Linked DNA regions of Homo sapiens: region 1 is linked to region 2. Evidence: read pairs that join two places in POLR2A ChIA-PET (ENCODE). Cell type or tissue: OCI-LY7. All regions are shown on one strand. Each heading gives the region's core, and the rest is flanking DNA. Links, peaks and the distances in the headings are about the cores only. Region 1 overlaps RHBDD1 (rhomboid domain containing 1). Region 2 overlaps IRS1 (insulin receptor substrate 1).

Region 1 (15,829 bases), core at 5,315-13,314, 150 kb after region 2:
TTATATATTCTTGTTATTAGCCTCTTGTCAGATGGATAGTTTGCACATATTTTCTCCCATTCTGTGAGTTGTCTCTTCACTTTGTTGATTGTTTCCTTTCCTGTAAAGAAGGCTTTTAACATGGTGTGATCCCATTTGCTGATTTTTGCTTTTTGACCTGTGCTTGTGGAGTATTACTCAATAAATCTTTGCCAATCCAATGTCCTGGAGAGATTCCCCAACATTTTCTTTTAGTAGACTCATAGTTTGAGGTCTTAGATGTAAGTCTTTAATCCATTTCAAATTGATTTTTGTATATGGTGAGAGATAGGGGTCTAGTTTCATTCTTCTGCATATGGATATCCAGTTCCCTCAGGAGTATTTATTGAAGAGACTGTCCTTTCCCCCAGTGTATTCTCTTGGCACCTTTTTTGAAAATGAGATCAACATAAATGTATGGATTTGTTTCTGGGTTCTCTGTTCTCTTCCACTGATCTATGTGTCTGGTTTTATGCCAGTACCATGGTCTTTTGGTTATTATAGCTTTGTAGTATAATTCAAAGTGGGGTTATGTGATCCTTCCAGTTTGCTTCTTTCTGCTCGGGATAGCTTTGGCTATTCTTGGTCTTCTGTGGTCCCATGTAAATATTACAATTACTTTTTCTATTTCTGTGAAGAATGTCATTGGTATTTTGATAGGGGTTGCATTGAATCTGTAGTTTGCTTTGGGTAGTATGGACATTTTAACAATATTGAGTCTTCCAATCCATGAACACGGAATATGTTTCCACTTTTTGTGTCTGCTTCAATGTTTTCATCAATATTTTATAGTTTTCATTGTAGATATCTTTGACTTCTTTGATTAAGTTAATTCCTAGGCATTTTATTTTACTTGTAGCTATTTTAAATATTTGTATTTAAATAAATAAATAAATAAATAAAAACTTGTAAATAAATACTTGTATTTACTTGTAGCTATTTTAAATGGGATTACTTTCTTGGCTTTTCAGATTGTTTGCTGTTAGCATATTGAAATGCTGCTGACTTTTGTATGTTGATTTTATATCCTGCAACTTTCCTGAATTTATATATCACTTTTAATAGTTTTTTGGTGGGTTTTTCCAAATATAAGATCCATACCACCTGCAAACAAAGATAATTTGGCTTCTTCCTTTCCAATTTGTATGCCCTTTATTTATTTGTCTTGGCTGATTGCTCTAGCTAGGACTTTCAGTACTATGTTGAATAACAGTGGTGAAAGTGTGCATCTTTGTTATATTCCACATCTTAGAGGAAAGGCTTTCTGTTTTTCCCCTTTCAACATGATACTAGCTGTGGGTCTGTCATATGTGACTTTTATTGTGTTGAGGTGTATTCCTTCTATGCTCATTTTTTAGGGTTTTTTGTCATGAAGGAATGTTGAATTTTATCAAGTGCTTTTTCAGCATCAGTTGAAATGACCATATGGTTTTGTATCTGTTGATATAGTGTACCACATTGATTGATCTGCTTATGTTAAACCATCCTTGCATCACTGGGATAAATCCCAAATGGTCATAATGAATGATCTTTTTAATATGTTGAATTCAATTTGCTATTATCTTTGCATCAATGTTCATCAGGGATATTGGCCTGTGGTTTTCTTTGATATCTTTGTCTGGTTTTGGTATCAGGATAATACTGGCCTCATAGAATTAGTGTGGAAGTATTCCCTCTGCCTCTGTTTTTCAAAATAGTTTGTGTTGGATTGGTATTCATTCCTTTTTAAATGTTTGGTAAAATTTAGCAGTGAAGCCATTGGGTCCAGGGTTTTTCTTTGCTGGGAAATTTTTTATTATGGCACCAATCTCATTACTTTTTATTGGTTTGTTTAGGTTTTGGGTTTCTTCATGGTTTAATCTTGGTAAATTGTGTGTGTCTAGGAATTTATTCATTTCTTCTAGGTTTTCCAATTTATTGGCATACAGTTGCTCATAGTAGCCTTTAACAGTCCTTTGAATTTCTGTAGAATAGGTTTTAATGTCTACTTTTAATCTCATTTTTATTTGGGTCTTCTCTCTTTTTTCTTAGCCTGACTAAAGGTGTGTTGATTTTGTTTATGTTTTCCAAAGAACAACTTTTTGTCATGAATCTTTTGTATTGTTTTTTTCGTTTCATTTAGTTCTACTCTTTATTACTTCTTTTCTTCTACTATTTTTTCGTTTTGTTAGCTCTTGCTTTTCCAGTGGTTTAAGATGAATCATTATGTTATTTGAAGTTTTTCTACCTTTTAGATACAGGCGCCTATTGCTATAAACTTCCCTCTTAGTCCTGCTTTCACTGTATCCCATAGGTTTCAGAATGTTGTGTTTGTATTATCATTTGCTTCAAGAAATTTTTGAATTTCCTTCTTAATTTCCTCATTAACCCACTGGTCATTTAGGAACATATTGTTCAATTTCCATGTATTTGTCTAGTTTCCAAAATTCCTCTTTTTAGTGATTTCTAATCTTATTCCATTGTGGTCAGAGATGATACTTGATATAATTTCAGTTTTTTTCAACTTTTTAATATACTTTTTTGTGGCCTAACATATAGTCTATCCTTGAGAATGATTCATGTACTGAGGAAAAGAATGTGTGTTCTGCAGCTGTTGGATGAAATGTTCTGTAAATATCTATTAGGTCCATTTAGTCTATAGTGCAGATTAAGTGTTATGTTTCTTTGTTGAGCATCTTTCTGGAACACTTTTCCATTGCTAAAACTGGGGTGTTGAAGTCTGCAGCTATTATTGTATTGGGATCGATCGATCTCTTAAGCTCTAATAATATTTGCTTTATATATCTGGGTGCTCCCGTGTTAGATGCATATATAATTATAATTAATATATCCTCTTACTGAATTGACTGACCCCTTTATCATAATATAATTACCTTCTTTGTCTCTTTTTATAGTTTTTATCTTCAAATCTGTTTTGTCTGATATAAGCATAGCTACTCCTGTTCTTTACTGGTTTCCACTGGAATTAAGTATCTTTTTCCTTTTTTTTTTTTTTTTTTTTTTTGAGACGGAGTCTCACTCTGTCGCCCAGGCTGGAGTGCAGTGGTGTGATCTCGGCTCACTGTAAGTTCCACCTCCCGGGTTCACGCCATTCTCCTGCCTCAGCCTCCCGAGTAGCTGGGACTACAGGTGCCTGCTGCCACGCCCGGCTAATTTTTTGTATTTTTAGTAGAGACGGGGTTTCACTGTGTTAGCCAGGATGGTCTCGATCTCCTGACCTTGTGATCCGCCCACCTCGGCCTCCCAAAGGGCTGGGATTACAGGTGAGAGCCACTGTGCCCAGCCTCTATATGTATTTTCATTCTCTATAGGTGAAATGTGTTTCTTGTAGGCAACAGATCATTGGACCTTATATTCATTCTATTCTGTGTCATTTAGTCTTTTTTCATTTAATGCTATTATTGTTTAGTAAAGATTTACTCCTACCATTTTGTTATTTGTTTTCTGGTTGTTTTGTGGTCTTCCCTTTCCTCTTCCCTTCCTTCCTGCCTTCCTTTTAGTGAGTGATGTTCTCTGGAGGTATGTTTTAATTTCTTGCTTTTTATTTTTTGTGTATCTGTTGTATATTTTTTGATTTCTGATTACCATGAGGCTTGAAATTAATATGACCTTTTTTTAAACTGATAACTTAACACTGATTGCATAAACAAACAAGCAAGCAAGCAAGCAAAGAGAAAATGAATAAAAACTCTACACTTTAACTTTGTCCCCCTGGTTTTTAGCTTTTGTTTCTACTTATATTTTATTATACTGTTTACGTTTGAAAAATTGTTGTAGTTATTATTTTTGATTGGTTCATCTTATAGTCTTTCTACTCAAGATATGAATAGTTTACACACCACAATTACAGTGTGTCCTTTTATTCTGTTTTTCTGTGGCTTACTATTACCAGTGAATTTGTACCTTCAGATGATTTTTTATTGCTCATTAACATCCTTTTCTTTCAGATTGAAGAACTCCCTTTAGCATTTCTTGTAGGACATGTCTGGCATTGATGAAATCTCTCAGCTTTTCTTGGGAAATTTTTTATTTTGCCTTCATGTTTGAAGGATATTTTCGCTGGATATACTATTATAGGATAAATTTTTTTTTCCCCTTCAGCACTTTAAATATATCATGCCATTCTCTCCTTGCCTGTAAGGTTTCCACTGAAGTCCGCTGTCAGAACTACTGGAACTCCATTGTATGTTATTTGTTTCTTTTCTCTTGCTGTTTTTAGTATCCTTTCTTTTTCCTTGACTTTTGGGAGTTTGATTATTAAATGTCTTGAGGTAGTCTTATTTGGGTCAAATCTGTTTGATGTTCTGTAACTGTCTTGTACTTGAATATTGACATCTTTCTCTAGGTTTGGAAAGTTCTGTTATTATCCTTTTGAATAAACTTTCTACTTCTATCCCTCTCTCTCTCCATCCTCTTTCAGGCCAGTAACAGTTTGATTTGCACTTTTAGGGCTATTTTCTAGATATTGAAGGTGTGCTTCATTCCTTTTGTCTCCTCTCACTGTGTGTTTTCAAATAGCCTGTCTTCAGGGTCATTAATTCTTTCTTCTGCTTGGTCAATTGTGATGCATTCTTCAGTATGTCAATTACATTTTTCAACTCCAGAATTTCTTCTTGATTTGTTTTAATTATTTCAATCTCTTTGCCAAATTTGTTTAATGGGAATCTCTCCCTTCAGGGAAGTGGGGTCCCCTCTGGCCCAGCTCAGGTCCAGAAATGCTTTCCAAGAGCCAAGGCCTGGAATCAGGTACCCCAAGAGCCTGCCTGATGCTCTACCCTGCTGTGGCCAAGCTGGTACCTAAGCTGCAAGACAAAGTTCCCTTTACTTTCCTCACTTCTTTCCTTAAGCAGAAGGAGTCTCTCCCCAAAGCCACCATATTGGGAATGTGCTTGGGTCAAACCTGAAGCCAGCATGTCTCTGAGTCTCACCCAGATACCATGGGGTAAGTACTGCCTGTTTACCACAGTGGCCTATTCAGGTCCCTAGAGCCCTTTAGTCAGCAGGTGATGAATCCTGCTAGGATTGAGTCTTTCTCTTCAAGGCAGAAGGTTTTCTTCTGGCCAGGGTGCGTCTAGAAATGATGTCTGGTAACTAGAGCCTGGAATAGGGGCCTCAGGACTCTGCTCGGTACCCTATCCTACTGTGGCTGAGCTGGTATCCAAGTCGCAAAACAAATTTGTCTTTACTCTTCCGTTTTCTCTCCTCAAGCACTGGGAAATAGTCTCTTCCAGAGCTGCGAGTTGCAGTGCCTGAGGTTGGGAGAGGGGTAACACAAGCACTGACTTGGCTGTCCCGGCTGATGTCTCACTGGAAGGCATGTCCCCCAGGTCCACTGGCTCTGAGCCCAGCACAGCACCAGAGCTTACCCAAGAATTGCAGTTCTTGTGACTCAGACTACCTTTCAAGTTTATTTAGGACCCCAGAGCACTTTTGCCCATGGTGTCAGGGCCTGATGGAACTCAGGTTCTGACCACTGGGATGGGCAATTCCCCTCTGGCCTAGGCGGGTCTAAATGCTCACTCCCTGGGTGCTGGCTAAGTTCTGCCCAGTTTTGCTTTCTGGCAGTGCTGAGTTCCAATGGGATGTCCACAATCACTGTGCTCTCCCTCCCCCAAGTACACAGATTCTCTGTCTATGCTACCAGGGGATGGATGAGGAGTGGCATTGGCAATTCAAGACTATCTTTCCTTCTCCCTTCAGTGCCTCTTTCAGTGTTGTGAAGTTAAAACCAGGTACTGTGATCACTCACATGATCTTTGGTTCTTATGAAGGTGATTTTTTCTGCAGATAGTTCTTCAGTTTGGTGTTCCTCTGGGAAGGATGATCTGTAAAGCTTTCTATTTGGCCGTTTTGCTCCACCTCCCTCCATCTCACCACATTTAATGTTGGTAGTGATAACAGACATTTCTATATGCTGCTGATATGAATGCAAATTGGTATAACCTTTCTGGAAAACACATTGGAAATGTATAATCAAGAGGCTTACCTTCAGTGATTCCTTGACTAGGAATCTAGCCTGAGGAAATAATAGAGAGATGGTCCAATATTTGTTTTTAAGTTACTGATTCCCTAATTAAATTTAGTAACAAAAACTTAAATACATTGAAATTTGCACAACAATGTGTGCAAGGGTTAAATCAGTTGTGGTTTCATTGTAAAATGGAAATATTAGGCATCTATTAAAAATAACATTTTTGAAAAATTTAGTGGCATGAAAATATGATTACAACATAATTGCTGAATGAAAAAACGTAAGGCACAAAATAGTATGTACCATATGGCCAGAAATTTATAAAATAAGCCAACTCAAACCAAATATTTTTCCTTAGGAAAAAAAAATGAAAACGGCCTTTGACAAATGTCTTCTTGATTCTTACACTTAGACAATTACAATGGTTTCAAAGGAAAATAAAATTCAAATTAATATAAATTTTTATAAAGCTGCTTCCTTTGCCATTGTTAGTTACTGTATAAGGCACTTCAAGAGTCTTTTTAGACCTGTTTCCTTGAAACTAGTTTCGTGTGCTGTTCAAAACATTCATTCAAAATAAAATTCTGTGGTCAAATAAGCTTGGGAAATATGTAATTAATTGGTTTCTTAATTGCAGAGCTAATTAGAATCATAAGTAGCATACCAGTGTCATTGTGGATATTCAAGGAGGTATGGTTTGCAGTATTTCCCAAATTTATTTGAATGTAGAGTTTGTGTGTTTGTGTGTGTGTGTTTCAGAGGGGAAAGGGAAGAGGAGGAGAGGGAGGGAGGATAGAAGAGAGAAACTAGAATTGTTTGGGCTGAACCCTCTGACAGGTTGGAGACATCCTGTTACTTTGCCTCTAAATCCTTCAATGTGTATCTTTTGAAAAATAAGGGCCATTGGCCAGGTGCAATGGCTCACGCCTGTAATCCCAGCACTTTGGGAGGCCGAGGCGGGTGGATCATGATGTCAGGAGATCGAGACCATCCTGGCTAACACAGTGAAACCCCGTGTCTACTAAGTAAATAAAAAAAAAAAAAAAATAAGGGCCATTGTGCTACTTATCTACAACATCATGGCCACATCAAAGAAAATTAGCAGGAATTCCCTAGTAACACCTACCATTTAGTCCAAATATGAAATTTTCTAATTTTCTCAAAGAGTATGTTTTATAGTCAGGTTTTCAAGGTTCTGATGTTGCATTTGATTATTTCTTTTTAATATAAAAACCATACCGTGCCCTTTTTATGATTTAATTTTTCAGGACACCAGTCTCATTGAATGGTAGGTGTCTTATTATTTCTTTGTGGTGTATTTAAATAGTTAGTTCTGTGTATTTCTGTATATATTGGCACTTACATTTGAGGACTTGATTAATTGGATTTGGGTTACACATTTTTAGCAAGAAAATGTCATAGGTAACACTGTGTTCTTCAGATTGCATCAGGTCAGGAGATACACTGTGTCAAGCCATACCACTAATACCTGGTTACTAGTTTCAGAAAGTGACTGACAAGTCTCTCTGTTGCAAAGGTACATTTTTCCCTTTGCTGTTTGCAAGTTCCACATGAAGTGATACTATGTCACCATATGAATATCCTGTTTCCTAAAAATTACTTGAAAACCTTTCAAGTAATGGTTTTTGTAGTCTTTGGTGATCTTTTTTTACAAGGCTAAATATTAGTCTTGTATTATGCACTTCTGTATAAAAACTGATCACCTATCAGTTATTTCTTTGGGTTCCTTGTTAATATTTTTATTTCTTTAAAATTTATAGTGAAATTTACTCCGTGTGGTGTACACTTATGTGAGCTTTGACAGAAGTATAGAGTGGTTTATCATAACAATCTAGATACAGCACAGTTGTATCACTCCAGAAAATTACCCATCACTCTCCCTTTGTAGTCAACCTACTCTGACCCTTAATCCTCAACAAGCACTGTTCTCTTCTCCATCTCCTTAACTTTGCTTTTTCCAGCATGTCATATAAATGAAATCACACAGTATTTAGCTTTGAGAGGTCGTACTTCTTTCCCTGAGCAAAGTTTATTTGTTATTCATCTCTTTCTATTAACTATATTGATAATTTTTTTTCTTTTATGGTTGAATTATACTCTAGTGTATAGATATACCAGAAGTTTTTTTTTGTTTTTTTGTTTTTTTGTTTTAATCCTTTCACCAGTTGAAGGATATTTGGGTTGATTCCAGGTTTGACATTTATGAATAAAGCTGCTATAAAAATTTACGTACCGGAATTTGTGTAAATATAAGTTTTCATGTCACCTAGGTAAGCACATAGGAGTAGGGTTTCTGGATTATATATGGTAAATTTATGTTTAACTTTATAAGAATCTGCCTGTTTTCCTAAGTGTTTGTACCAGTTTTCGTTCCTGCCGGCAGTATATGAGAGTTCCAGTTGCTCTCGGTTCTCCCAGCATTTGGTATTTTCAGTTGTTTTTATCTTAGCCATTCAAATAGGCGTGAGGTTGCAGTTTTCATTTATATTTCTCTAATGACTAATGATGTTTCTGTTTATCGACTACCTATATATCTTCTTTGCTGAAGTTTCTGTTCCATTATTTTGTCTACTTTTAATTGGATTGTTTGTTTTCTTATCTTTGAGTTTAGGGAATTCTTTATATATTCTGAATAAAAGCGCTTCATAAGATAGGTGATTTGCAAATATTTTCCCTGAGTCTGTGGCTTTTTCCCCCATTCTCTTAAAAGTATCTTTTGTGGCACAAAAGTTTATAATTTTGATGAAGCACAATTTATCAATGTGTCAAGCATTTAGTGTTGTATCTAAGAATCTTTTGATGTAACCCAAGACCATGATTTTCTGCTACATTTTCTTTTAGGAGTTCCATGGTCTTAAAATTTACATTTAGATATATAGCCCATTTTGAGTTAGTTTTTATATAAGATGTGAGGTATGAACCAAAGTTTGTTTTTTGCTTGTGGACTTCCAAATATTTCAGCACCATTTGTAAAAATGACTATCAGTTCTCCAATGAATTGCCTTTGTACTTTTTTCAAATAACAATTGAATATGTTTACATCAGTCTATTTCTGAAAATGTAAAAAACTTGAAGTCATATCAGATATCTTCTCAGACCATTGCAGAGTAAAACTAGAAATCAGTTCTAAAAGGAATCCACAAAACCATATAAATACATGGAAATTAAGCAAATCTGCTCCTTTATGATTTTTGGGTTAACAATGATATCAAGATGGAAATTAAATAATTCTTCAAGATAAATGATAATAGTGACACAAGATATCAAAACCTCTGGGATACAGCAAAAGCAGTGCTAAGAGGAAACTTTATAGGGCTAAATGCCTACATCAGAAAGTCTGAAAGATCACAAATTGACAATCTAATGTCACACGTCAAGGAAGTAGAGAAATGAGAACCAACTAAACCTAAAGCTAGAAGAAGAAAAAAAATAACAAAGATCAGAGCAGAATTAACAGAAATTGCAACAACAACAACAACAAAAAAGATCATGAAACAGAAAGTTGGCTCTTTGAAAAGATAAACAAAATCATAGACCGTTAGCTATCTTAACCATGAAAAGAAGAGAGAAGATTCAAATAAGCTGAATTAGAAATGAAAATGGAGACACTACAACCATCACCACAGAAATACAAAAGACCATTTGAGATTACTGTGAACACCTCTATGCATACAAACTAGAAAATCTAGAGGAAATGGATAAATCCCTGGAAATATACAACCCTCCTAGCTTTAATCAGCAAGAAATAGAAATCCTGAACAGACCAATAACAACCAGTGAGATTGAATCCATAATTTTTTAAATTGCCAACAAAAAAAACCCAGTGCCAGACAGATTCACAGCCAAATTCTACCAGACATTCAAAGAATTGGTACCAGTCCTACTGAAACTATTCCAAAAGACTGAGAAAGAGGGAATCGTCCCTAATTCATTCTATGAAGCCGGTATCACCATGACACCAAAGCCACAAAAGGACATAACAAAAGAATAAAAATACAGACAAATATCTCTGATGAACGTAGATGCAAAAACTCTCAACAAAATGCTAGCAAACTGAATCCAACAGCACATCCAAACAATAATTTACCATGAACAAATGAGTGTCATCCCAGGGTAGCAGGAATGGTTCAACATTCACAAGTCAATAAATGTGATTCATCACACAAACAGAATTAAAAACAAAAACCATATGATCATCTCAATTGATGCATAAAAAGCATTTGCTAAAGTCCAGCATCCATTTATGATAAAAAATGTCAACAAACTAGGAATCGAAGGAATATACCTCAACAAAATAAAAGCTATCTGTGACAGACTTACAGCCAATATCATACTGAATGGGAGAAAAGGTGAAAAGAATTCCCTCTAAGAACTGGAACAAGATAAGGATGCCCGCTTTCACCACTCTATTCAACACATTACTGGAAGTCCTAGCTAGAGCAGTCAGGCAAGAAAAAGAAAGGACGTTCAAATTAGAGAGAGTCAAAATGTCTCTGTTTGCTGATGATATGATTGTATGCTTGGAAAACCCAAAAGACGACTCCAAAAGACTTCCTAGATTTTATAAATGAATTCAGTAAAGTCTTAGGTTATAAAACTAATGTATACAAATCAGTAGCACTGCTACACACCAACAGCCACTAAGCTGAGAATCAAATCCAAAACTCAACCCCTTTTATGATAGCTGCAAACAAACAAAACAAAAAACAAAACAAAACAAAACAAACTGGGGATAAACTTAACAAAGGAGGTCTCTACAAGGAAAACTATAAAATACTACTCAAATAAATCATAGATGATACAAACAAACAAATGTATGTCCCATGTTCAGGTATTGGAAGAATCAATATCATGAAAATGACCATAATGCCTAAAGCAATCTGCATATTCAATGCAATTCCTATCAAGATACTAACACTGTTTTTCACAGAAATGTAAAAAATAACCCAAAAATTCATATGGAACCAAAAAAGAGCCTGAATGCCAAAGCAGTCCGAAGCAAAAAGAACAATCCAGAGGCATCACATTACCTGACTTCAAATTACACTACAAGGATGTAGTAACTAAAACAGCATGGTACTGCTGTAAAAGTCGATACAAAGACCAATGGAACAGAATAGAGAACCCAGAAATAAAGCCAAATACTTAAAACCAGCTGATCTTCAACAAAACTTAAACATTAATTGAGGAATGGACACCCTATTCAATAAATGGTGCTGGGAAAACAGCCACATGCAGAATATGAAACTATCCCTATCTCTCACCATATAAAAAATTAAAATCAATTAGAGACTTAAATCTTAAGACCTGAAACCATAAGAATTCTAGAAGAAAACCTAGGAAAAACTTCCCTGGACATTGGCCTAGGCAAAGAATTTATGACTAAGACCCCAAAAGCAAATGCAACAAAAACAAAAATAAATAAATGGGAGCCAGTTAAATTAAGTTTCTGCATGGCAAAAGAAATAATTATCAGAGTAAAATACAACCCACAGAATGGGAGGAAATATTTGCAAATTATGTATCTGACAAAGGACTAATATCCAGAATCTACAATGAATTCGAACAAATCAACAAGAAAAAAAAATAAACCTGTCAAAAACTGGGCAAATGACATGAATAGACATTCCTCAAAATAATACATACAAATGACCAAGAAACGTATGAAAAAAATGCTTAACATCACTAATCATCAGGGAAATGCAAATTCAAACCACAATATGAGATACTACCTTACCCCAACTGGAGTGGCCATTACTAAAAAGTCAAAAAGCAATAGATGTTAGTGTGAATGTGGGGAAAAGGGAATGCTTATACACTGATGGTAGGAATGTAAATTAGTTACCTCTATGGAAAACAGTACAGAGATTCTTCAAAGAACTAAATGTAGATCTTCCATTTGATTCAGCATTCCCACCACTGATTATCTACTCAAAGGAAAAGTCATTATATCAAAAGAAGTCATTATGCACACCTGCATGCATATGTTTATTGCAGCATAGTTAACAGTTGCAAAGATACGGAAACAAGTGTCCATCAACCAATGAGTAAAGAAAATGTGATATATATACACCATGGAATGCTACTCAGCCATAAAAAAGAATGAAATAATGTCTTTTGCAGCAACTTAGATGGGGCTGCTGGAGGCCAATATTCTAAGTATTAATAACTCAGGAATAGAAAACCAAATACCATATGTTCTCACTTATAAGTGGGAGCTAAACTATGAGTATGCAAAGACATACAGAGTGGTTTAACAGACTTTTGAGACTCAGAAGGGGAAAGGGTGAGAAAGGGGTGAGAGATTAAAAAGCCTACATATTGGATACAATGTACACTACTTGGGTGATGAGTGCACTAAAATCTCAGACTTCACCACTATACAATTCATCCATGTAACTAAAAATTACTTGTACCCCTAAAGCTACTGAAATAAAAAAAATTGAAAATCTATTTCTGGACTTTCTGTATTTTTTTCATTGATCTATGTGGAAATCTGTCCTTCACCAATACTAAATGATTTGATTTCTTTTGCTGTATAATCAATCCTGGAATCAGATAGCATGGATCCTCTTAGTTCTTTTTTAAAATTACTTTGGGTATTCTAGATCTTTTGCCTTTCTGCATGAATTTCAGAAGAAGCTTGTTGATATCTACTGAAAAAAAAAATCCCAAGATTTTGACTTTATAGATCAGTTTGGGAAAAATTAACATCTTAACAACAATGAGTTTTTCAATCCATGAATATGGTATATTTCTCCATGTACTTAGGTCTTCTTTGATTTCTTTGACCAGTGTTTTATAGTTTCGAACATGCAGATCCTCCATATGTTTTCTTAGATTTATACCTAAGTATTTTATGTTTTTTTGTAGGATGAGGTTTGCTATTTTAAAAATATTTTCTCTATCTGTTGAGACGATTATATAGTTTTTCTTTTTTATTAGCATACTATATTACTTTGATTTTCAAAGCCAAAGCAGTTTTGCATTCCCAGGATAAATCTCACCTGGTTGTGCTGTATTACACTTCATCCTGGTAAAAATGCCACGTGCACCTGAAAAGAATGTGTATTCTGCTGTTGTTGGATAGAATGTTCTATTTAAATGTTATTTAGATGAACTTAGCTGATAGTTTTTTCTAGGACTTCTGTATCCCTACTGATTGTCTCCTCGATTTAATGAATTCTGTTAGTATTTTGAATTACCTGTGATAATTATGAGTAATACTGAATACCTATTGTTGCAATAGTTACTCTGGACACATCAAAGACTTCAAATTCCTTTACCATCACCTTATTTTAAGGATGGGCATGATTTACCAGAGGGTTTTTCTCGGTATCTGCTTGAACTTCAGTTTCAGGTCCTCGTTTTGTGCTGTGACTCGGATAGGTTCTCCTTCCACTCCCTTGTCCCTCTCCCGGTAGTATAGTGCAATTACTTGTTGCTCTATGCTTTGTAGTCTGGTGGTGAGAGGCAAGTTATGGGTATGTCCTGATTAAGCCTTAGTCTTAAGCAGTTACTGTGCCCCTGGGTTTGGCAGTATGGCCTTCTCAGTGTTCTTGCCCCTCCCCCGGATTTAGAGGGTATGTTTTATTTTTCTTCCTTTTCCCTTCTTAAAGTTGCCATATGTTTTCACTAGCTCCCCAAGGGAAATGGTGGTTCTGCTAGTCCGTTCTCACACTGCTATGAAGAAATACCTGAGACAGAGTAATTTATAAAGAAAAGAGGTTTAATTGACTCACAGTTCCACATTGCTGGGGAGGCCTCAAGAAGCTTACAATCATGGTGGAAGGCAAAGGAGAAGCAGGCACGTTCTTCGCAGGGTGGCAGGACAGAGTAAGTGCAAGCAGGGGAAATGCCAGAGGCTTATAAAACCATCAGATCTCATGAGACCTCACTCACTATCACGAGAACAGCATGGAAGAAACCGCCCCTGTGATCTAATTACCACCGTGTGGGGATTATGAGGATTACAATTCAAGATGAGATTTGGGTGGGGGCACATCCAAACCCTCTCAGTGGTTTTTGCTCTTCTTTCAGGCATGTAAGGCATTATTCCATAGGCTATCTAGGGGAGAAGGATCTGGGCAGCCTTTCATACATTTCCTGGAGTGGGTGCTGTTCTTTTCCCACAGGACTGTACCATAGTGATAAAGGATGCTTTCTCTGGACTCTCCCTAGTCTCTCTTGTGAGACCAGATGAGGTTCTGAGAAAACCTGAAAGTGGGTGTGAATTTCTTTATATCATAGCCCTCCGGGGATTCTGGGTTCCCTTGCTGGCTTACAGTCAGCCTTTACCAATCTTCTTACAATTTGGCCGAAATTTTTTCACTGGTGTCCAGCAGAGACTGTCCTAGGTGAGGAAGTGCTCATGTGTCATTTTAGATTTATATTTGTTTAGTTGGCTGATCTGCTACCTCAGGTCTTTGATGGGTTCAAGAAAAGTTATTAGGTAGTCTCTCTGAGCCTACTCTGGCTTGGGAGGCTGCCCAATTAAAAAAAACAAGTTAATTTAAGGATTATGTAGCATTTATGTTTTTTATAAGGATGAAAGTGATGCCCTTTCCAGCTTTCTACATCCCAAGAGGAAGCTAGGAGCATTCCTTATTCTTCACTGGGGTTTGAATTATCATTTCTTGCATACTATTTATCAATTTTGTTTTCTTACATAAAGAGGATTTTTCCATCATGAAATAGATAGAAACTATAGTTTCTTTTTAAAAGTCTGGGTAAATCTCTCTTGGATTCCAAGGTTTTAGACTAAGGAGTTAATGTAATAGTTACCAATAATACTGAGTTTTGAAAAGACCCACTAACAAGCTCATTTGGTAGAAAGAATGCCAGTACCCCAGAGAAACATCCAGTACTATTTATAGTCATGCATTACATAATGTTTCGCTCAGCAACAGACCACATATGTGACAGTGGTCCCATAACATTATAAAACTATATTTTTATTATACCTTTTCTATGTTTAGATACACAAATACTTACCATTGCATTACACTTGCTTATGGTATTCACCACAGAAACATGCTATAGAGGTTTGTAGCCTAGGAGCAATAGGCTATACCATATAGCCTATATGTGTAGTAGGCTATGCCATGTAGGTTTGTGTAACTACACTTTATAATGACTGCACAATGACAAAATTGCCTAATGACACATTTTTTCAGAACATATCCCTGTGGTTAAGTGATGCATGACTGTCCTCTCAAACTTTTCTTTAGTTAAATAAATTGTAAGGGTACATTGAAAAATCAAGGTAGCTAGCAACTTTTAACCTCAGAATTTGCTATTATCGTATTTCATAATAGTACCTGGCCATAATTACAAGTCCTAAAGATCATGCCAGGAATAATAATGCCTAAGTTGCCTTTGTAGAAGAAATATTGAAATTTATATTATTTCAAGGGGCTTGAACATTTACTACTACTAACAAAAATCTTGTCTTGTTCTGTTGGCAGTCTCAGCTTTTATAAATGAATCCAAGAGGCAGCTGATACCACAGTAATAGAAAAATTTTGGAAAGGAGCCATGTTTTTCTTTGAGTCAAAAGGCAGATGCCAACTAGGAACATTAGCTCCTTGCATTTTTTTTCTCCCCCAACCCCACATCCCTCTGTGCATAATTTATGCCTTTTTCTTTTCTTTTTTTTTTTAAATAGCCTGCCACCAGGTTAAGTTGGTGCTGGGTACAAAGCTCTGTCCTTTTCAATTTCTATCTGCCAGCGTGCAGCATGGGTACTGGTTGAAGCCGGAAATCCTTACTGACATGTGGAGTAACTTGTGCTTCTTTTCTTAGATTCTTCTGAAAGGC
Region 2 (15,829 bases), core at 2,900-10,899:
TCTAGGCACATAGCAAATCTCAACAAGGAATGAGATTTGGAATAAATGAATGGACATATACTTGTTGCATTGATACAAATATATTTTATAAAGTAATGAAATATTAAAATAATAAGCAAATAATCATCAATAAGACTAAAATAAACCAAACCAAAGCCAAAGGGCTAATCAAAAATTTGAATGTTTGTGTGCTAAATATTGTACCAACAGCAGCTTAGTAAACCACCCTGAACTCTCCTCTGTACCTGCTGACCTTAAAATTCATGTGAAACTAGGTTCTGGCTGTTACTAAACCAATCTAAATGCCATCAAAAGTTCTCCAAAATCTTGTAGTGGCGCTATCTCGGCTCGCTGCAACCCCCACCTCCTGGGCTCAAGCAATTCTCCTGCCTCAGCCTCCGGAGTAGCTGGGACTATAGGCGCCCCCCACCACGCCCGGCTAATTTTTGTATTTTTAGTAGAAACAGGGTTTCACCATGTTGGTCAGGCTGGTCTCGAACTCCTGACCTCACGATCTGCCTGCCTCGGCCTCCCAAAGTGCTGGGATTACAGGCGTGAGCCACCGCACCCAGCGAATCCTTCTTTAAAGTAACCAGAGCTCACTGAGGCAAGACAGATGGTGCCTTCAGTGACCCATTCTCTAACAACAATGTTGTAACACTTGTCTGCAAAATAGGAACTCATGTTCAATATGTTTTATGTAACTATATTCAATATATTGCAATATTGTTTATGCAACTGAAGAGACCATCAGAACCTAGAAACTAGTAATAGGATTCTCCCAACTCAATACTCCCACTATCACCGAATCACTCTGTGACCATATATTCTTAAAGCACGGAATACATGCCAAAGATGAAAATCCACTAAGCAGAGTCAAAAAAGAGTTATGAACAGATGATGAAACTGAAGACAACTAAGGCCATCAGCCTTGCCCTGCCAAAGATGGTCACTGGCAGTGCAGTACACATGGACACTGAACTCAGGACAGTCCAGGTTCAAATAATCAGTGACCGGCAAGGAAACAGAAGCTGCTGCAAGACTGCCCGGAGTGTCTTCAGAAAGCAATTAGATCTATGGAAGACTAGACCAAGGCAATGCAGGCCTGCAGCACCCCAAGGAACCACAGAGCCATTTCGAGGCTGTCCTTCCAGCCAACCAGACATGGATGGAAGATCTAGACATGCAGATGTTGTTTTAGGTTTCCGACGCGTTTCATGGGAGGCTTAGAAACTTAACTTTCACTTGAAAAGCAACAACTTATCAACCCATCATTATAACCTCAAAGTTGTTTAACAAAGCTATTGTTTTAGTAGGAATGAGGCAGATAACAGGGAAGGACTACTCTTGTCGTTATCTCTAGAAAACTTTCTATTTATGACTCCAGAAAAACAGGTGCATATAAAAATTAGTCATAAGCCAATGGAATGGAGTCTTCCAACTTTTCTGAATTTATCGGTCCATTCACTGATCACAAGTATACATTCATCTTAGTTGAGACATATCAGCCATTGATCGCCTTACTGCCATATAAAGTATGGCCGTTCAAGTCTTACAAAATGTAGCCTCCCAGTTTCACTGCTCTCCTGTCTGGTAAGCAGTGGAGGCACTAGGAAATCTACTCCTCTCCCAGAAAGGATATAGGAGGTTGAAAAAAAAAGAGCAGTAATAAAGTCCTAGCAGTCATGAATGCATTTTGAAAACTTTATGACTAGGGTTGACTATGTCATAGATACAGGCAATTGATTACCAGTGTTCAGAAAGTATTTTCAAGCAGGGCTAATAATCAAACACTCCACATATGAAAGAGAAAACTTCATTTAACAAGCTACCTTTTAAAGCCTTTAATTATTCTAATAAATTATGATTTTCCCCTCAAACATGTGTGAATTGCTGAATGGCATCTTGCCCAATAGAATTTTTCAAAAGAAACTTCAAAAACAATAAAACTAAATATGAGTGTGGTCTACTTAGCTTCTTTGATAAATTTAGTATGATACATTGTTCATAAACTCCTCCACCCTGCCTAATTTTTCCTAAGAGTACTTACCACTATCTGAATTAACTTGATCTGTTTAGTGCCTATTTCTCCCTCTAGAACATAAGCTCAGAAGTGTGGAAACGAAGTCTTATTCCTAGCCCTATTCCCAGCAAATAGTAAAGCCAAAATAGTGAATGGCTTTACAAATATTTGAGGATCAAATGAATGAACAATGACATCTATAACATACAGTCTTTGGACACATATATATGTGAATATGCAACATATATGTACAACATGTTGTATATAAAGATACAAAACAGACAAAGCATTTTACACATGTACAACCTGATGTAGTATAGCATGGGAGAAAACATTAACCTGGAGATAGAATATCAGGGTTTTTATTTTTGTTTTTGTTTGCTAACTCTACCATGTAACAGCTGTATCATCTTAACCAAGTTACTTACACTGTATGGTCCTGAGTCTATTTGTCTGTAGAAAGAACATTCTGAGCTTTATTATCTTTAGGGATACTTTTAACTCGAATATTTTTCTCAATAAACTGGACTCTTTGGAAGGCTGAGGTGGGAGGATCTCTTGAGCACAAGAGTTTGGGGTAAGCTATGATGATGCCACAGCACTCCAGCCTGGGCATCAGAGTGAGACCCTCTCTCTTTAAAGTTCATGTATATATATATAACTTTTGGAGCATGAGAACTAGCTAGATCCTGTCACTGTCAGTGACGGAAGAACGTTGGTAGTGTGGGCTGTGTTGTTTGTGATTTTAAAGGTTACCCTATTTTTATGGGAGGGAGTGGTATATGTAAATATGAGCACATTCTTGGTCCTGACTGTGTTTATCAAGGTCAGAAGGTGTTGGGGAAGGATGACGGTGATAGGGCATGGCATGGCTGCTGAGGAGTTTATAGCTGGGTCCCCTTTCCTGTTCCCAAGCACATGGTATCAGCCGGCTGTCCGGTGGCTCAGTAGGCTCACTGTGTTCCAAAATTACTTCAGAGCATTCGGCTCCACCACTCAAGGAAAAGCAAAATAGAAAATGAGGAGAGGAACAAAGGAGTAGGTTGGAGGAAGGGTGAAATTCATAGGACAGTTTTACAGAGAGCCATGAACCACAGTTAGTTACTGATTTATAATTACCCAGAGGCCAGGAGTTAGAATTTTAGTAGTTTCGTTATTTTGCTTTCCTTACAGCATGGATTATGTAAATTGTTGTATATATGTCTCTTGAATATATATAATACATATTTAAACATACATATAATATACTTAAACATCTATATATATGTTTATATACATATATAAATCCATCTCTTTAAGATGCTCATGCCTTCTGCCTGGCACAGCACACAGCACTGGATCTCTCTGTCAAAGAGTGCTGAGACTCAAGAGTAGAGTCAAGAATTCTACAGAAGAAAACATTCAGCACTCCCCAGTCATACTTTTATTTTCAAGTTTTTATATATAATTAAATCCACAGGAACTATAAAATGCATGTACCTAGCTCCTTTTAAAGTTTAATAAATATATTTCAGCCATTAATCCTGATTTATACTTACAGCTTGTAACATAATTTAGCCCACATGTAGAACTTTGCTTTTTCTATGCCAAGCTAATAAATGCAACCCAGTTTCCTAGAATTTAACAGTACACCATACTCATACTTCATAAAATAAATATCTGAACAAGAGACTCAACACTGTTGTATCTTTTCAGGCACTCAATCTTGATATACTCTTACAGCCAAGAAATCTAGGAAGCTGGCTGAGTTCAAAAAATATTTTTAATAAGGAAGGAACAAAAACCAAAAGCACCCCTATGTTCTAAGGGTGAAAGGGGCGTTGGTGGGATATAACTCAAACCATGACAAACTCTGTGTATGAGAGGCAATTCACAGCTTACAATTTTACTTTCATATGTTATTTCATTTGATCCACAAAACAACATTATAAGACAGACTGGGGCAATATTACTATCTCCAATTTTGTGAACCAGAAAATCAGGTCAAGGAATGACAGTTCCCAGGAGGTGGCAGAATCGGGAATAAAATTCACATCTCCTCTTTTCTTGTCCATGATGGTTCTATACTTTCATTTGATCTTTCACTTATAATAGTCAACCTAGTCTTGCACTAAAACAAATACAGAATCAATACTATCCACACACAATAGATATAGCTAATGAATGAGTGAACAGTAGCGTATAATTTGTCTCTTAGCCAAGCAAATACTATGAGTGGCAGGAAATGACAGGACCTTATCAAGACAGGAAAAATGATGCTGGTAAATTCTTTCTCTTCCCCCTACATGGACAGTAAAAAAAAAAAAAAAAAAATTCTAAGTCCTCTTATAGAAGATGATTACAAGAAAATAAATCTTGGGATCAGGAAAGCAGAACTGAAACCTAAAGCTTATCATGCTGATAAGGATATTTACACAGGAAGCAGTAAGTTACCACTGCTTCCTGTTTTAAGTATCTTATCTGTAAGACACTAAATTTTTTTTCACCACAGAACCTCACATTTAGGACACTTCCCAAAATAGCATCTTCTGATCTTCAGCTGTCAGCTGAAGTTGTTTCATAAATAGCCCAGCATATGTACTCCAGAGAACTGGTCACACTCTAAATGCAAATATAGTCCAGTAATACCAATTCCTTTTAGGCTTTGGTGACAGCATGAAACAAGCAAAATCAAACAGCCACAGAACTTCTAAAGAGAATACCGTAGAGGTCTGTAGCTAATGACCTATGTAACTCTAGCTGGACTATTTCTGGAAACTTTGAAACAAAGGCCATTGGCAGATATATATTCCTGTTTTTTAGTATCAGTTTATAAAGGAACATAAGGTTTGTTTCAGGTTAGTTAATATTTAAACAATTAAAAACAACTTTTTTGCAAAGATTCATTTTGGTGAATAGGATGTATATATAGAAACAGCTGGGTTCTCTGTTTGAAACAACTCTTCTGGGGCCCTTCACAGTCAACAAGTACAGACAGCCAAACTGATTATAAGGGAAGGTGTTTGAAATATTACACATGAAACTCTAAATATATGGAGAAAACACATACATACACACTGGTATAAAAGAAGCCTCACTGTAATCTGTATGATCTAGCATGTCAGGAATTCTACTGCAAGAATTATACAACAAGCTGAGACAATTTCGGTGAGAGAGAAAGAAAAATCAATGTCTGTGTTTTTAAAAGAAAAAAAAGAAAAGATTGTGTAGAATGGGACTGTATAACTTGTTAGCTTGCAAGTTAAAAAAAAAAAAGAATGGGACTGTAGAGCATACCTGGGATTTTATTTTCTTTTGCATCTCGGTCCTTAAACAAAACATGTGTGCTTTTGTGAACTCCTTCCTACACCATCGCCTGCCCCTTTACCCAGCAGCCCCTCCCCATCACATCTCCCCCAGGAAGGCGAAGAAGGGGTTTTGCCTTGGTTAACTGTAACCACTCCAGGAGAGTAGTCTTAAGGCTGATTCCATGCTGTACCTAGTAAAGGTTCAAAAGTACTTGTTGAGTGTTGAAAGACTGTATAAATATGATCCTCAAGCCCTTTTAGCTAATTGGATAGTAGCTGCCCTTTTTCACATAAAGGTGATAGACAGTGAGGCATGGCAGAATGGCCCTCCTTATGATCCCAGAGATAATTCCCTGTAGTCCAACAGAGAAAGCCCTGTTCCTACACTACAGACCAGGCAGTCCAGGCAGTTCCAGATTCCCACTGGACGTCCGGAAAGCACAACAGCCAAGCCTCAATGAACTTCATTAACTTGATTCCCCGAGACTTGAGAGTCCGTTATAGTAAGAAAGAATAAAAATGTTGTAAATGTCTATACTGAATCAAAATCACAAAATACTTTTTTAAAAAGACTACTGGTAGATAGGTTCAAATAAATCTGTTTTTTAAAATGCAAATAACTGTCCTTCAAGGAAGAGGGCTTAAAAAGGCTCTGATGATCACAGTGGTTCCAAGGTGGTACATAACCTATAAAGTTCTGTCTCTGAAAAAGTAAAACACTAACATGGGGCAAATTAAAATGGAGAGAACATGGGGAAATCGGGAAGCAAATGTCCAACTATGTCCAGTGTGGAGTTGGTTTGAAACACTGTACTACAGAATGTTGGACAATTTGGGGGAGGAAAATGATGTAAAAAAAACAAGCAAACAAAAAAAATATTCAAGGTTTGGGAAAGAGCCACAAAATTAATTGAAGATTTTAAAAATAAGAATGATGAGTAAAACCTAAAAATGTTTAGTATTAAAGGAAAGCTGAGACCTGACTTCACAAATGTCTTCAAACACATGTAGAGAAACATTTCATAACAGGTTGGTGGTCTAGGTAAATAAACTATGTTTCATCCATACAAGAGTATTAACCAGCAATAAAAAGAAATGAGCTATCAAGCCACAAAAGATGTGGATGAATCTTAACTGCATATTGCTAAGTAAACGAAGCCAGCCTGATAAGAATACATACTATAATGATTCCAATTTTATGACATTCTGGAAAAGGCAAAACTGTAGAGACAATAAACAGATCAGAGATTGCCAGGGGTTGGGGAGAGAGAGGAAGGGTTGAATAAGTGAAGCACAGAGCATTTTTTAGGGCCTTGATACTATACTGCATGATACTGTAATGGTAAATACAAGTAATTAAGCATTTGTCAAAACCCAGAGAATTTATAGCACAAACAGTAAACTTTAATGTATGCAAATAAAAAAATACACCTAGGAAGTCACTGATCCCAGGATGGAATGCAGAATGTGACAAAATAATCTAAATGTGTTATAAATTCATGAAAAGACTTCAGTAAAAGAGGTAGGAGAATAAGGTGCTGACCGAAGTAACTCTGGAAATGAGGGGAACCTATAAGACTAAAGGCAAAAGAAACTTGACAGAAGCATTGTACTCTAGTTGATAAAGTTGTTTCCCATGGGGCTAGAGTTAACAATCCTGAACTGCTATGTATATGTATGCAGTGAAATTGAACAAACAATTAAATGGATCAAGGATAGTAACAGCCGGACTTCACACTGTTGAGGTGGGAGGTGACAGATAAACAAGGAGGCGAGAATGGTCCATGTGGAAATGGATTGGAGTTAGAGACAGCAATGTGAACTCATGCTTGGCTTAGTACAGATACAGATGGTTACATATAGAAATATTTATAGATATGTGTATACGTATGGGTTAGTACACACATACATTTCCATGCTCTGTCAGCTGAGAAGGCAAAGAAGAAATGACATCTCAGTAGCAACAAACACTGCTAGTTCCCAGATCTTAGTTTCCAATATAATTGTCCATCAGGTATCTGTGGGGGATTGGTTTCAGGATTCCTGTGCCTACCAAAATCCATGGATGCTCAAGTCCTTTGTATAAAATGGTGTAGTGTTTGCATATAACCTATGCACATCCTCCGGTATACTGTAAATCATCTTTAGATTACTTATGATACATAATACAATGTAGTTGCTATGTATAAGTGTTATACCGTATTGTTTAGGGAATAATGACAAGGAAAAAGTCTGTATATGTTTAGTAAAGATGCAACTATCCTTTTTTTTTTCCTTGAATAGTTTTGATTTGTGCTTGGTGAAATCCATGAATGCAGAACCCAAGGTTACAGAGGGCAGACTGTACATTCTCCAATAAAAGGAAGCAGCTCCTTAGAGAAACTGATGATTTTAGAACTGGGGCAGGAAATAAACAAGGTGATCCTGTAGTATATTGGAGTGTCAAAAAGTAAGGGAATGCTCAAAAAAAATACAAAAGCAAGAACCCACAATGATGGGAGTATGTCAAAGGGACACAGGCGCCAACTGAAAGGGCTAAAGCTGGAACAATTTGAGCAACAAAATAAAGTGTTACTGGATTATGACCTGAAGTATAAAATAAGCAGCCATGAGTCCATACTAATATAAATAGAATTGACTAAGTAAATAAGAAGCAAATCTCCTGTGCAGAAGAATCGTGTGTGAGTGTGGGGTGGTTCGGGTGGGGGTGGGTAGATAACTGCCCAATCCTTAATTGTGGGTTGTGTATTGTGACTTTCTGCCAAAGAGCACAATATGGAAAGGCGGGAAAAGGCTAAATTTATAGCAGAAAAACCTGACAAACACTCCTTCAGCCAAGTTATCAAGGTCAACATCGACCTTGAGAAATCCTGTTGATAACAGGTACACTTGATAGGTGATGAAATGGCACCTATCAAGGTGATGAAATGGCACTGTTACAAAGTGTAATCCTTGGTTGGGTGCTGTGGCTCATGCCTGCAATCCCAGCATTTTGGGAGGCCAAGGTGGGCAGATCACTTGAGGTCAGGAGTTCATGGCCAGTCTGGCCAACATGGTGAAACCCCGTCTCTACTAAAAATACAAAAATTAGCCTGGCATGGTGGCGCACACCCATAATCCCAACTACTCAGGTGCTGAGGTAGGAGAATCGCTGGAATCCAGGAGGCAGAGGCTGCAGTGAGCCAAGATCACATCACTGCACTCCAGCCTGGGCAACACAGTGAGACTCTTTGTGGTCTTCATCCCCAAAACACATTACTCAGTCTAATCATGAGAAAAACATCAGACAAATCCCAAATGAGGGACATTCTATTCCTCAAAACTGTCAAGGTCATAAAAAACAAGAAAAATCTGGGAAACTGATACAGCCTAAGGAGACACATAATATAATGATTAAATGCCATGTGGTATCCTGGATGAGACCCTAGAACAGAAAAACAAGGACATTAGGGGAAAACTGAGGAACTCTGAATAAAGTATGGACTTTAGTTAACAATAATGTGTCACATTAGTTCATTGTGACAAATGTATTATACTAATGCAAGATGTTAATAAAGGCAGAAACTAGGTATGGGGTACATAGTAAATCTCTGTACTGTCTTTGGGATAATTCTGTAAATCTGTAACTGTCCTGAAATAAAAAAGTGTATTTTAAAAATGCTATTGAGTTAAAAATGAGTGATAAAACAAGCTTAGGTGACTATATAAATATTCAGGTATTTTGTTTTCCAAAGGATTTTCAAACCTATTTAAAGTTCCTTACCACTTATAGAACCCCAAATTGTAAACTGTATTTGATGAATTATTGTTCTTCATAGAATAGTTAGATGATGGAAAATTTCTTTTAGAGGAAACTCGCTGATATGGCTTGGCTCTGTGTCCCCATCCAAATCTCATCTTGTAGCTCCCATAATTCCCATGTGTTATGAGAGGGACCCTTTGGGAGATGATTGAATCATGGGGCGGGTCTTTCCTGTGCTGCTCTCATGATAGTGAATGAGTCTCATGTGATCTGATAGTTTTAAAAACGGGGGTTTCTCTGCACAAGCTCTCTTTTTGCCTGCTTCCATCCACATAAGATGTGACTTGCTCCTCTTTACCTTCCGCCATGATTGTGAGGCCTCCCCAGCCAGGTGGAACTGTAAGCCCAATTAAACCTCTTTCTTATGTAAATTGCCCAGCCTCGGGTTTGTCTTTATCAGCAGTGTGAAAATGGACTAATCCACTGACCCTATTATTAAGTTTCAGCAAATAAATATATGTTGTATTTGAAACCCAGAAAAGTCATAGTCAGTTTAATTAGAATTGTCTCATCAATTATAAAATATTTTCTATTTATAAATATTTTTTCTAAGCATTTCTTAGAAAATTCATTTCCTGTCTTATTTCCTCTTTTAGCAAACTGATTAGTTGCAGTACCAAGGTTATGATTTTTCCATTTATTCTTCTGCATATTTAAATATGGTCATCGTGTTTTATTTTAAATTTGTTTTTAGAACTTAATAGTACTTTACAGTATATTTCTATAATTTAAATCTTCTGATAAAAATATAATTTATAGCCTCATGATTTTTAAAAAAGGCTATTTGTCACCACTACTAAAATCAGAATGAGGGAAATTCTCTCACATGTAAATGAAGGATTTAAGTTAGCGATAAAGGAATTTCCTCACCATAAAAGCTGTTATCCACTAGAAAAAGCAACCTTAAAATTGTGAGATTTCTTCTTGTGATGTATGGATTTAACAGGAATATGCCTGAAGATCTTTACTTGTAAAATACACAGCAATACCAAAGTAAAAGCTTTTTACATAAGAGCAGTTTCAAGATAGTCTTTCCTCCCAAACATTAAATAGTTTTCTAACAGAATTTAAAAAAAAAAAACTTTTGGAAAAGAAAGGTTAGAGTATATACATTACCACTTTTGCATAATAGTCTTAAAAAGAAAACTCTTTACAATACCTAGTGAAAATTACTACCATCCAAAGCTGCAACATAAGCTATGGTTCATGACATCCCTGTTCCCTCCAACACCCAATGCCCAGTACACATAGGTGGCCACACTTGTGGCCAGCCCCAGTCTTCTCTAGGGCTTCCCAGATGTACCACATACTCCTAACATCCTTCTCTCAATATGTCACCTGTTCCAGATCTCGACTTTCATGTAAGACAATCTCTCTCAAGCACATATACATCAACTTCAACTCTTACTTCCTTCTCTTTTATAATTTGCCCTATTACATCACAAAAATGTGCCCTGGGAAAGTTGGTCCTCTATAGCTTTCTCACTCACATGGCCCTCAAGAAAGGAAGTTCTAAGAAAGCTTGAAGTTTTGTCTGTTTTCTTCACAGTTGTAATTCAAGAACTTAGGAGTATGCCTGGTACTCAGTAGAAATTCACTAACTCCTTATTGTACCACTTAACCAGAATGCTCTCTCATGACAGGTCTACAACCATTTGAGTCTTCAACGACTCCCTACCAAGATCTTCATGATTGGTTATGATTTCCTTTAAATTTCAGGTTCAGCAATTACAACAGCTTACTTCTGCAATGAATGGAAAAATCTAAGAAAATATTCAATACCCACCAAGTATTAGCAGTAGTAATGTAGTTAACAAAAACTTTATTTTCCTGAATAGGATATGATTCTGGTCTACAGATAAATGAGGTGTTGGTATATTTCCATATTGTGCTTTAAAATCCTATGGTCCAACATTCATTCATTATTTAGATACAACAAACAGTATCTACCAAATGCCAGACTCATTCCACTGAGCATTCAAATCTACTCAGCCACGCTGGTGAAAAGAGAAATAGCCTAGCTCAATACCAGACACATATCTATAAGGACACACATCTTCAAGTTTTAGAAAGCAGCAAAAATGTGAATCAACCGTGAAGGGCCAATAAAACTGAAGTCTTATTTAAAATAAAATAGAACTAATTTATATTACAGATCTTGTGGAGTTGTGGGTTTCATACCCAAATGTGACAAATGTTCTGCTGTAAGTACTATAAAAGTTCTTGGATCCTAAGTTTTAGCTCAATACTTCAAATGTCCAACAATATTTAAAAACAATTGCTACAGTAGCGGACACACCAGTTTAGAATACACATTCCATTACTTTGGTCATTACACCAGTCCAGCCTCAATGAAGTGTGGAAACAAAAGTCAGGGAATGCAGGGGAAAAGTCTCAAAGCAATTAGGTTCAGTTTTCCAGACCAAGGTAACATCTTAGCAGAGTACCTACCAAGGGCTACACTGGCAAAATGGACTCATTTAAATTTAATTCCTTTTCCTAAACCTTATGCATATTTTAGTAGAGGGGCTAATTAGCAACAAAGAGGAAGAAAAAGGAGGAGCAATGGGACACATCAGGAGGGAAATCTATGAATCACAAACTTTCTAACTGACCTCTTTTTAAAAATAGAGGTAGCAGCCGGGTGCGGTGGCTCATGCCTGTAATCCCAGCACTTTGGGAGGCCGAGGCGGGCGAAACACGAGATCAGGAGTTCAAGACCAGCCTGGCCAACATGGTGAAACCCCATCTCTACTAAAAATACAAAAAATTAGCTGGGCATGGTGGCAGGTGCCTGTAATCCCAGCTACTTGGGAGGCTGAGGCAGGAGAATCGCTTGAACCTGGGAAGCAGAGGTTGCAGTGAGCTAAGATCACACCATTGTACTCCAGCCTGGGCAACAGCATGATATTCCATGTCAAATAAACAAATTAATTAAATTAAATTAAATTAAATTAAAATAGAGGTAGCTGTGATATAATGCTTATTTTTCAAATAATTTTCTCATTGCTTTTGATATCTGAAACGTCAGTAAAAATGCTATGCTATGACCTAGATCAGTAAGCTACAATTAACATCAGAAGAACTATACTAGTAGAATAAAAGTTGATGAGCTACTGTTGGAAGCACAAAAATAAATCTTGTCAAAACAAAGCAAAGTTCCTGTCAATCTTCAAAAGAATGGTTTGGGGGAAGGGAGGAAGTGTCCAAGATTTAAGATACATAGGAAGTTGCAATTAATTTTATCCAAGTTTTTATATTCAGTCATACCAGATTACAGTCTTGTAATTTTGATGGACTTTTTAATATATCTGATATTGTTAAATCTGAATTTTTTAAATATTGGACAAATGAAATGGTTTGAGATACTCAAAAAATATCCACATTATTGTTCTTGTTTGAAACTTTTCTAAAGCCATCCTCTCCCTTGATCCAAGACTCTTCCCTGAACTGTTGATAAATATGTTTTCAATGTGTCAAGCGTTTTGTGAGCACCAACTTGGATAATGGAGTCATGAAATGAAGAGTGAGCCTACTCTCAAATAGCTCACAATTTTTAGTAGGAAGGAGTGCCATAAAACCAGTAACTGAAGCAAGGACAGGTGGTGTTACTGCTTCCATCATCCTTCATGAAGGGGTAAATTTTCTGAACTAAAAGGAGAGGCAGGGTGGTTGATACACTTGAACCCAGCTAATAAAAGATTTGGGCATTTTCTTTGGTCAATGCATTTAAAGGCATTGATTTTACATTGCAAATGCAATTTTACTTACTTTCGCTGGAAATCCATTCAGAACTCCTCTCAGCTAAGAGAGTTGTTCCTAAACAACTTCTGCCATTATTTTTAAAAATAATATTTCCCATCCACAAAAAAGGAAAAGAAAAGAAAAATGCTGAAGTTTCCTAAAGTGGTGAGTAACAGTAAATCCTGAGTTGGGGTAGGGAGGGAGCCGTGGAATAGGGCTCTATTCATAGAGAAGAGACACATTAATTAAAAATCCACCTAAAAGGAGCCAGTGAATTAGATCGAATTGGGTGGTATGGGTTTTTGTTGTGTACTTGATAATGCAAAGACGCTTTCCATGAGCCCATCTAACTAATACAGCGTGGTGGGAAGCAGGCTTTGAAGACACAATAACATTCCTCCAGCGAGCTTCAAGCTGGAGGCTAAAGCACCAGCCATTCATTTTTCCATCTTGAGACACATTCTTCACCCAGTTCAAAGGCCCAAGAAACAACAAGCCTGTACACTTTCTGAAGGTCGGCCTCTGTAGGGACTTGTGAGGGACTAAAGGCTCAGGCTGCAAAATATTTTTAAAGACCAAGTTTTAGGAATGTAACCTTTTTTATTGGACTGCAGTTTCCACTCCCTTGCCCTCCTCCTCACCCCTAAATACACACACACACACACACACACACACACACACACACACACACGTTTGGGCAAAAGGGAGTTTTAATTATACTCTTGGTAACTTCCAGGGTACTCTACAAATGGAAATAAAATATTTTTAGAAATTAATTTATTACCTATTCTTTTAAAAATGTAATATTAATATTCCTTAACCTAACCAGAAGGAATGGGATTCGCTTTGAAAGGAAGTTATTGTTTAGCTGTGGTTCAAAGAGTATGCTGGAATTGGGAAGGGGGGCAGAGGGAGCTAGTAAGGGTGGGTTAGGGGGGTGGACTGGAGCTGCCAAGATCACAATATAAATACCACCACGTTCAACTTTCAGTCTCTCCCTCTTGGCTCCCCTCCATGACATATTTTATACAGTGTCTTGTTTTGTTTTGTTCTGTAACCTCAGGAACATTTACGGTATTTGAGATTCTGGTAAAAGCAAAATGTAAATAGTAGCTGATGGGAGAGCTGGGTGAAGAGTTAACTAAAGTACTGCCTTTGCTTTGAGTAGGATGTGGCAAACCATTTGCATTTGCTTTCCAATAATCAGCAACTTTGTGTTACCCAAATCTAGATTTATGCTCAGGCAGCGAAAGCCCTTTCAAACCATTTCAAAGTCTCTGACTCCATTTAGGCCCTTGCTCTCCACCTCCCCAGACAAAATGCCCAGCGCCCTGCACCAGTTCTCATGTGGCTCAGTTTGTTGTGTAAGTGGGGACAAGCAGTAAGTCATTGGTGAAGAGACAGTGGGAAGATATCCCCTGGCTCTGCGTTCCCTTCCAGTACCATATTTGCTTTCAAGTCCTATGTGAGCCACCTGAGGACTGTTACAAAGTGTAATCCTTGGTTGGGTGCTGTGGCTCATGCCTGGAATCCCAGCATTTTGGGAGGCCAAGGTGGGCAGATCACTTGAGGTCAGGAGTTCATGGCCAGCTTGGCCAACATGGTGAAACCCCGTCTCTACTAAAAATACAAAAATTAGCCTGGCATGGTGGCGCACACCCATAATCCCAGCTACTCAGGTGCTAAGGTAGGAGAATCGCTGGAATCCAGGAGGTGGAGGCTGCAGCGAGCCAAGATCACACCACTGCATGCCAGCCTGGGCAACACAGTGAGACTGTGTCCCAAAACAAAACAAAACAAAGTGTAATCCTCTAACCTAGTTCATAGTAGACATCTAGAACAAATAGTATATTTTCACCATCCACCAATGGCACTAAAAATAGAGACAACCGCATCTACTACTAGAAACCTCAATAGTCATTTTTCAATGTTTTACTTAGGGGTGAGCTTTCAGCCTTCACTCAACTAATAAGAGGTATTCTTAAGGAGATCTAACTCTTAAAAAGATGCCATCAAGACCTGAATCTGCACTTGGCCCACAAAGCATGTAATATAAAAATATGTGTTTCTCCTTTACAAACCTGAATAATAGAAGTACATTATGTATTTTCTGAAATCATTTCCTGCCCCTACATTTACGGTAGTGCCCATTATTCTACTTCATAACACTCTGCCCTTCCTCTTCCTCATGCCACATTTTGCAGTAGCATATTTCTTTATTTACTTGTTTATTTTTGCCCCCTGTAAAGTGCCACAAAGGCAGGGACACACGTATTTCAGTCTCCACTGCCTGGCTCACAGAGAAAAACTCAATGAATAGTTATTTAAGGGAATATAAGTGTTTGTGTTTTTCCAAAAAAAGTAGTATGAAGGAAATCACTGATATTTCACCCAAAGGTAGAAGTGTTCACTATAAACATCTAAGAATAATTTTATTCTAAATGTTCAACATGCAGTTGATAAACATTTACTAATGACAACAAAATAACTGCATTTAGTATACTATGGTATCACAGTAAGTCAAAAAATACAGATTTTCTAATAGTATCTCTATTTTATCCCCTTGATGCTGGGTGTGGCTATGTGACTTGCTTTAGGCAATGGGATAGTAGCAAATGTGATATAAGCAGAGGCTTGAAAAGTATTTATGCACTCATTGCTTCCCTGCTCTTGCTGCTGGGAACCTGTTCAATACCACGTGAGGACTGGGTCAGTCTGCTGGGGACACGTGGACCAGTCAATAGCAAGCACCAACTGACAGCCAGCATCATCCACTAGATATGTGAGGAAGAGCATCCTAGACAACTAGCCCCCAGTCAATCCTCCAACTGACTGAACCACTGCATTCACCCTGATGAGACAAGCAGAAGAACTGCCCAGCTGAACTCAACCTAAATTACCAACACACAGAATTGTGACCTAGTAAATGATTGATGTTTTAAAGCACTTTATTTGGTTGTGGTTTGTTACATA

Evidence for each region. Peaks named below come from ENCODE experiments on the same cell type or tissue, not always from the same donor. Only the 100,000 strongest peaks of a DNase experiment are listed, where the experiment ranks them.
Region 1: POLR2A ChIA-PET joins it to region 2 with 9 read pairs; 2 of 35 experiments call an interaction of 5 or more read pairs at or near these places.

The regions. Positions count from the first base shown.
Region 1 is chr2:226,919,204-226,935,032 of GRCh38, forward strand. All of the region lies in intron 8 of RHBDD1 (rhomboid domain containing 1), which reads left to right. Among named protein-coding and RNA genes, the nearest start is that of RHBDD1, 91 kb to the left of the region's middle. In OCI-LY7, for the core only: no CTCF peak of the experiment used is centred there; no DNase peak of the experiment used is centred there.
Region 2 is chr2:226,768,361-226,784,189 of GRCh38, forward strand. The region is part of intron 1 of IRS1 (insulin receptor substrate 1); the gene reads right to left. Among named protein-coding and RNA genes, the nearest start is that of IRS1, 24 kb to the right of the region's middle. RefSeq lists an enhancer at 13,673-13,967. In OCI-LY7, for the core only: no CTCF peak of the experiment used is centred there; a DNase peak (open chromatin) is centred at 4,561; H3K4me3 peaks cover 2,641 bases; H3K27ac peaks cover 3,917 bases.